Linked DNA regions of Homo sapiens: all the other regions are linked to region 3. Evidence: chromatin loops called from intact Hi-C (ENCODE). Cell type or tissue: PC-3. All regions are shown on one strand.

Region 1 (2,500 bases), 290 kb after region 3:
TTTACAGTAACATGCAACTACCTGGCCTTTGGAACACCAACTGTATAGGATTGGGAATAATACTGGAAATGTCCCTTTGTTCACTGCAATGTGAAATAATTCCATCTCAGTGTTTGCTCAGTAACCACATGCATTTTTGTTTTTGCCTTTTTGTCTCTTCATTTTAATATTTACTATGTGTAAAACTTCTGTATTCTGCACTGTGGCAGGGAGGTGTTCTGCAGACGGGAGGAAAAGGATGTAATTCCTAGCTAATATAAATCTTCACACTTGCATGGAACTTTAGAACTGACAAACTGTTTTTCCACATGAGTGAACTTCTCTGAGTCTCAGAATGCTCAACCTAATGAGGGAGATAGGACAGGAATGAGTATGCCGTTTTACAGGAATGAAACTGAGACTCAGAGATATTGTGATGTATCCAAATCCATCAGACCTAGAAAAGTGAAAGACCCGGATGGTCACATCCCTAATCCAACCTGCTTATCACCATTCATGGCTATAATGAAAATTTTTCACTAAGTAATTTCTCCCTTTGAAGATTTTCTGTAATTCTTAGTTGCACACTAGTTTTACAACAATCCAAGTCAAGGAGAAATCTGTGTGTTAAAGGACTTTTTTCTTTGATGTGCCTTTACTCTCCGTGGAATGCACCCAACAGTGAGTTTTCCCCTGCACTGAATAGCTCCTTTTATTTAGTGAGATGGTACCTCATAGAGAGGGAGACTTCTCAAAGCACCTAACAGATTGGGGCTTCCTAAACCACATCTTGAGGGACAAGAAACACTGCCCTCCCTGGCTGGTGGTAAAGCTTCAACAAGCCCAGGTGGCTTTTCTCTTGGGCTCCCATATTTCCGCTCTTTACTCTGCCAAAGTCCACATTCCTTTCCCTGTCACCACACACAGTTTGACCCCAGGCCAGGGTGGCAGCTTCCTCGGTCCCTTTGAGGCCACAGCCAGTGCTGCTCTGTAGACTTATTGGCAGTGGGCATCTGGGGACAGCTGCTGCCCAAGCCCTCCTGCAGCAGCCCATGCACCTTGCCTCACAATTGGCCTTGTGTTCTCCCAGGCTCCTGGGAGGAAGACCCATCCTGCTCAGCCCAGGCCTCCCACCAAGTGTGTTACTTGGGGCCCTCCACCAAAACAGGATGGCGGTTGAGTGTTGAGATTACCTGACCACTATTACCTCTTCCTTGTCTCCCAACAGCTTAATTCAGCCAAAGGTGTCAGGACCTCATCCCTGAGAGATTTGGGTTGTTGTTTTGTTTTCTTTTGTTTCCCAGAACAGGAAAAACATGAATATTTTCTTTTTTTTTTCCTGTGCTTCTTTGAAAAGACATGAGGGGTGAGCCCCGTGTGAAAAGATATTTTTGCATCTAGTTTGGGGGGAAAAAAGCCTTTCCCCAAATGTCTGAGAACCTTTTCATTATAAAATCCTGTGATGAAACACTAACGAGGAAGAAGGATGCCATCAGCAGCAGGGCCAGAGTACAACAGCACCGTCTACTGGACAAAGGCTGAGTTCATTGATGGTGTTCCATGCAATGGCCATGAAGAAAATATGGCTAACACTCTGGGGCTAGGGTGCAGGGAGAAAAGCATGAAAGAGGACCTGGACTTTTCTAAATGCAGTAAATCTGTGAGAGGCAACTGCTTTGTGGGACTGTTCACAAAACAAATTCCAGGCCTTGAGAGTTGCTCTTTAAAAAAATTTCTAAAAATTTATCCCCTATACACCCATGCAACCCCCATCCATCTACTGTCATTTTTATGAGGCTGCCCCCACCATCAACACTTATTAAACACCCTCTCACCTTGACACCCACACATTCATTCCTTTATTCATTCATTCAGCGCCAGGCCCTGCGCTAGGCATTCAAGGTGTAATAAGAAGTAAGCCCTAGCATCCTTGAGCCATTCTGTAGGCATCCAGGACTGGGCCTAGGCAGGAATTCCTGTTCCAAGTCTTTCTTTATCAACTTCCTTTCAGTTTTGTTCTTACTTTCAGTTCCCCTCTGAGCCCTGCTCTCTGCTAAGAGATAAGTGGGATATTGGGGTATCCATGTAAATTAGCCAAGCTCCTATATTAACCAGGTAAAATGTTTCTTATCCCATGTAAATTCAAACTCTTAAATCCTTAAGATGGCTATTCAAGGATGATCCTAATGTTAAGATCTTTAGCCAATTTGACAGATACATGGAGGTCAAAGAGGAATGGGGTGTTGATGTATGTCCCTTAATCAGTCATTATAGTTGGTAGCTGCCTTTTTAATACATACAAATGGCCAGCTCTGGCCAACAGGTTAAAACACAATGAAAGCTTGAATTTTCTTAGGCATAATTATTTGGTATGAATGTATCTTTTTTATTTTCCATCATTAATGAATTTTTAAAATGTATAGCCAAGCCTTTAAAATCAAGTAGGCCACAGTAATATCACCAGGAAGAGAAAATAAATAATATTATTAAGGAACCAAGAGACCTCTCTGTAGCTGTTGGG
Region 2 (2,500 bases), 630 kb after region 3:
TAAAGTTGAAGGACAATAATATTTATGTTAAAAAAAAATCCAAGTAGCTGAATTAGCAACTCAGTAATTTTGCTAGACTGGCAAAAAGGAACAATGCATGTGGCATAGTTTTTAAAACATAAATTTTTATAGCATAATTTAAAAACAGTATTTATTACTGGCTGATTTTTAAAATAAATGGGTATTTTCACTTGCTGTAAATGTGACATGTTAAAATCTATTTTTAAAAAAATACTGAGTTTGATATTCATGTTTAAAGTTGGAGACTGTTGTAAAAGTCTGCCTCTGAATTTGATATCTTAGACAAGGAATATTTACCTTGGTACAAATCAAATGGATGAGAGATCTAAACATAAAATAGTCAACAGAATCGTCTTTTGTGGATTCAAAATAGAAACGGTACAAGTAGCAAACACTGACAAATAGCCCTTTTTAAAAGCCCAATCTAAAAATCGACGTCCACAAAAGCTTTCTTTTCCAAGTATTTGCCTATAAAGTTATTTCAACACGGCTCTGACAAATGCCTGTGTGTCCTGTCCCATAGGGAAAGGTGTGAACGCATAACGTTTTGCTCTTTGCAAAAAAGGGTCGTTAATTGTCCGAGAGCAGCCACCGTTTAGGGATGAAGGGAGATTAAGTGATTTTTGGCCAATGCATCTGCCAATTCCCTTCAGGGTAGTCAAGAATGGGGGCCGGCAGCCCTGCTGCAGTTGGAAGGTCTGTCCAAAAAAGGCCGTTTTGGAGAAAGAGGGAGAGACTGCGAGTGGCCGACTGCGCCCCCCTCCCAGCCCTCCGGCCCGGGCGCCTGAGCCGCCGCTCACCTCGGTGTCATTGTTGAGGTTCCAGAGGTCCAAGCGCCCCATCCCGTCCACGCAGGCAAAAAGCGCAGGATGCACGGGGGACCACATGACATCGTACACATAGTCTGCATTGTCTTCAAAGGAGTAGAGCGGCTTGTTGTGCTGTAAAGCAGAGAGACCGTGAAGACTTTGTGGCGCTGCTGCTGCCTCGGGCTGTCTAGAGAGCCTAATTAAAAACTTTGCACATTCACAAAGTGTCATAAAACTTCCCGAGATGAAAGTCCTCGAGAAGGTGAACCGGAGCTTTAATGTGACTAGAACTGTCCAGTGGCATAAATAAATACCGGGGGGAGAGGGGGCCTCTCAAGGGGCTGGTGGCTGGGACCGGGGGTGGGGAGGCGGTTTCAGACAACAGAGTTGTATGAGACATTCCAGACAGGTGGACCGGACTTTCCATTAGTTCGGAATTCTCGCCCGGCAACGCTTTGCGAGATGCTCGGAGCCTAAACCCAACCGTGGTCGGCCCGGCTCAGACCCGCGGGGATGTTCTGAAGCCCCGGCGGTCCCGACCGCCCCGAACCCTTTCATTGAAGGCAACCCCTGCCACCTCGTGGTCCTCGTCTGTAGCTGCAACAGCTGCTGCTACCTCCAGTCCAACTCTAGGCCAAATTCACATTTTAAGGGTTCTTTTGCAGAGAGGAATGCGTGCAAATATTTTAAAGAGGATTACTGCTCTTCCAGGAGGTAATCATTTCGCGATCCTACGCCTTTAGTCTCTCTGCATAGGGTCAGCTCACCCCAATCAGTTGAACTGGTGTGGCTCATTGAAGTGCCCCTGAACCTCTGTACAAAATGAACAGTATTCCTAGATCACCCAGTGTTTTCAAAACCCCCAAAATTGACTTTTGGGTGTTGGGGTGTGTGTGTGGAAATGCGTTAACATACCCCTAGTGCATACAAATGCTTCCACTCCAGAGGGATACAATAAATTAAAATGGCACTCTTGATTTCCAGTGAATATTGTCACATCAAAATAGCACAGAAGTCAGAGGCAAGTTTGAAAGTACACCAGAAATAAAACGTAATTGGACTTCATGAATTATTCATTCCATCTGGCTTGTCTTATTCTAATTTCTGCATAATGGCTTTACTAATCCCTGATCAATTAATGTAAAATGAAATTTAAATGATAATGAAAGCCCTAGAGATAAAAGAAATTAAGTATTCTTATATCCTCTGACAGAAATCTAAACAATGGGAGTTTTTTTCCCCAATGTCTTCTTCATCCAGTCAGCTGTCTGTACTCTCTTCATGGGTTCCACTGAATGCCTGTACAGGCCAGAGTAATAAGATCAAGAAAAGATAACATGCAATATGAACAATCAAATCCTATCTGCACAGAATGTTTAAAGAATGTATCTGTAGGGAATCGGCTCCAAATATTAGAGTGATTTCTCCAAGTGAACTGTTAATATAAAATGCACAAAATATCTCTGCTGAAATGAAAGTGAGAAAAATCAGTGTGAAAACAATAAAACTGTAACCTAAATATCACACAAAAATGTAGTGTAGTAACTGTGAGTTCTCTTTCTATGGACTGTATTTCTTTGACATTTAAAAATCACCGCTTAGAACTGAAGAAACTTTTTTTTTTTTTTTTTTTTTTTTGAGACGGAGTCTCGCTCTGTCGCCCAGGCTGG
Region 3 (2,500 bases):
CTGAAATAAGAAGTTATTTAAGTTTCAGCATTCTGGATTTCACAAACCAGTACAATGGAAGAAAGGGCAGGGGTGGTGGAACTTGACGTAAGATTGTTGATTTTTAAATCAACAATCTCTCTTTAAATTGAATATAGTTTTAGGGGGAAAAAATCACCATATTGCTGTTGATTTTTTTCTTTTGCTAAGGATTGATACAAACTTCATCATATATCAAATGAAATAAATAATAGGTCCAGGAACTAAAATTTGGGTTTTCTGATTCCTTGGCAAAATCTTTTTTTTTTTACCTTCTTTAAAAAATTATTTTAATTGACAAATAAAAATTGCCTATATTTGGGAGCACATGTTTTAAAATACAAATACATTGTATAATGACTAAATCACACTAAATAAGATATGCATTACCTGACATAATTTTTTTGGTAGTGAGATACCATTATTTTCAGTAATCTATATAAATCAAATAGTATAAGAGATACATTTTTTAAAAATTTCATCTAATTGTAGTTCTTGGCCAAGTTTGTTCTACATTTAGTTATTCAATTTTCTGTATTCCCAAACACTCTGTTCATTTCTCACTAATATTAAGATGCAGATTCAAGTGGATTACTGTGTTTCATTGTGATTTATCTGTTTACATGTCTCTGAGCAGCATATAAGCTCCTTGAAGAAAGGGACCTTGTCTATACATGTTTGATGCACAGCTCCTGGTAAGCGGTATGACCTTACATTGTTGAATAAAGGAATGGCATTTATAGATATAATCTGGAACATGTATCAACATTTACAATAATACTCAATTTGTGTACGTATATTCCATAATATTCATCCATATACATCCATATATTATATATAGAGTTCCATGAAGTTCACTACTGTATTCAAAATGATATTCAAATGCTATTCAAACAATTCTAAATGATATATTTTGAACACCATAAAATGTTACACAAATCCATAAATAGCATTACTGTATAATAACCTGTAAACCAGAGTTACTACACACACATACACACCACACAAATTCTATTTAAAAAGCTATTTTACCACAAAGTAATTCTAAGACCTTATAAACACTGCCTAATGGAAAAGTCTGGAGATTGGAGCCAGGCAAAAAAATCTGCATTTCGGTTGTCTAGAACTACCTGAGTGACTTCGGCTGCTTCCTACCGAACCTGAATTTTCTGTGATGTGGAGACATTTAATACCACCTTTAGGGAACTGGCTTAAGGACTGGAGGTAATAACGTATGTGAAGGGCTGATGAATGTTTGCAGTCACACTGTAGTCTCTCTAGAGTTCCTTCCTCGGTTGCAAACTAAGGGTTTTTTTGTTTGTTTGTTTTACACATTATGAGTCTCTTATAGTCAGGAAAACTACACGGATCTCAACTTTGGCAATACAGAGAGTCCGAATAACAAGGTAGAGACCAAAAAAAAAAAAAAAAAAAAATCACCTCTACAACTCGGAAAAAGCGCTAACCCCGCAGGAAGCGCTGGGCCGACCTCCAGTATCCCAGCATTCCTCGCGCTGCTCCCGTATTCTTTCCCCAAGTCTCTATGGTAGCGTCAGCGTCGGAGGCGGTAGTGACGGTGGCGTTTCCTTGAGGAAGAGTGAGGGTTCCAACTTTTCTGCTTATCTGGGAGGTGTTGGGCGCGGACAGTCGAGATGTCAGAGAAAAAGCAGCCGGTAGACTTAGGTCTGTTAGAGGAAGACGACGAGTTTGAAGAGTTCCCTGCCGAAGGTAACCGCTGGGCCCCGGTTTCTGTGTCGCGCGAACGGTGACTCAGGCCTCCGTGTGGAGGTAGCTTGGGTGCTCGGGCCCAGCTGGGGGCACCGGCGGGAAGTTTGGACTCCCAGGGCCGGCACTCGAGGCGCTAACGCTCACCCCTCAGTGGCGCCCCAGATTCGGGTTTGGGGTGTTGCGCTGGGACTCACTGGTGAGGCCCAATGGCTTCGGCTTCCTCACTGGGAGGAGCCACCGTGAGTCTGGACCCATAGCCCCGCGTCTGTGATGGTTGGTCCATTTACTGTTCACCTGGGTTACTCACCACTTAAACTTAGTTCAAGTCTACATAACCTCCTTTTCTTTTTGTTTTAGCAGTCTTTCTTTGTCTTTAAACCTTTCCAGAATTGAATTGTCAGTAGTTACGCCAATGCTGCTTAACTTTTAGGATGTTACAAATGAAGCCTCATTAAGTAGGATAGGAGGGTAAGATACGGGGTGCTTAATACACATTATTGCCTCATTCCTGTTCCTCACCATTTTGATCACTTAACTGTGACCTAACTTAATGCTTTATAAGACCCTAAAACTTGCCGGGTGTGGTGGCTCACGCCTGTAATCGCAGCAGTTTGGGAGGAAGAGGCAGGAGGATCACATAAGGTCAGGAGTTCAAGACCAGCCTGGGCAACATAGCGAGACCCTGTCCCTACAAAAATAAAATATTTTTTTAAAAGAACCTAAACCTTACACATTTTTTTTTTTAGCTTCAAAA

What was found. A loop is a pair of places that touch in the nucleus more often than their neighbours do. Peaks named below come from ENCODE experiments on the same cell type or tissue, not always from the same donor. Only the 100,000 strongest peaks of a DNase experiment are listed, where the experiment ranks them.
Region 1: a loop joins it to region 3, with 3 times the contacts of the local background. A loop is called at or near these places in 11 of 110 quality-filtered maps.
Region 2: it touches region 3 in a loop (4-fold over the local background); 6 of 110 quality-filtered maps call a loop at or near these places.

The regions. Positions count from the first base shown.
Region 1 is chr7:96,414,119-96,416,618 of GRCh38, reverse strand. The region is part of intron 3 of LOC105375410 (a long non-coding RNA gene); the gene reads right to left. Among named protein-coding and RNA genes, the nearest start is that of SLC25A13, 93 kb to the right of the region's middle. In PC-3, a CTCF peak has its summit at 1,505 (motif pointing left); a DNase peak (open chromatin) is centred at 1,498.
Region 2 is chr7:96,074,519-96,077,018 of GRCh38, reverse strand. DYNC1I1 (dynein cytoplasmic 1 intermediate chain 1) reads right to left here. Exons shown (of 17, transcript NM_001135556.2): 15 at 822-962. Among named protein-coding and RNA genes, the nearest start is that of MIR591, 140 kb to the left of the region's middle. RefSeq lists enhancers at 822-995, 975-1,242, 635-1,242. In PC-3, CTCF peaks have their summits at 1,192 and 1,405 (motif pointing left); no DNase peak of the experiment used is centred here; H3K4me3 peaks cover 1,450 bases.
Region 3 is chr7:96,708,934-96,711,433 of GRCh38, reverse strand. It overlaps SEM1 (SEM1 26S proteasome subunit), which reads left to right and starts at 1,588. Exons shown (of 3, transcript NM_006304.2): 1 at 1,588-1,746. The coding sequence starts at 1,671. RefSeq lists enhancers at 1,314-1,403, 1,574-1,773. In PC-3, no CTCF peak of the experiment used is centred here; a DNase peak (open chromatin) is centred at 1,543; H3K4me3 peaks cover 1,574 bases; H3K27ac peaks cover 1,344 bases.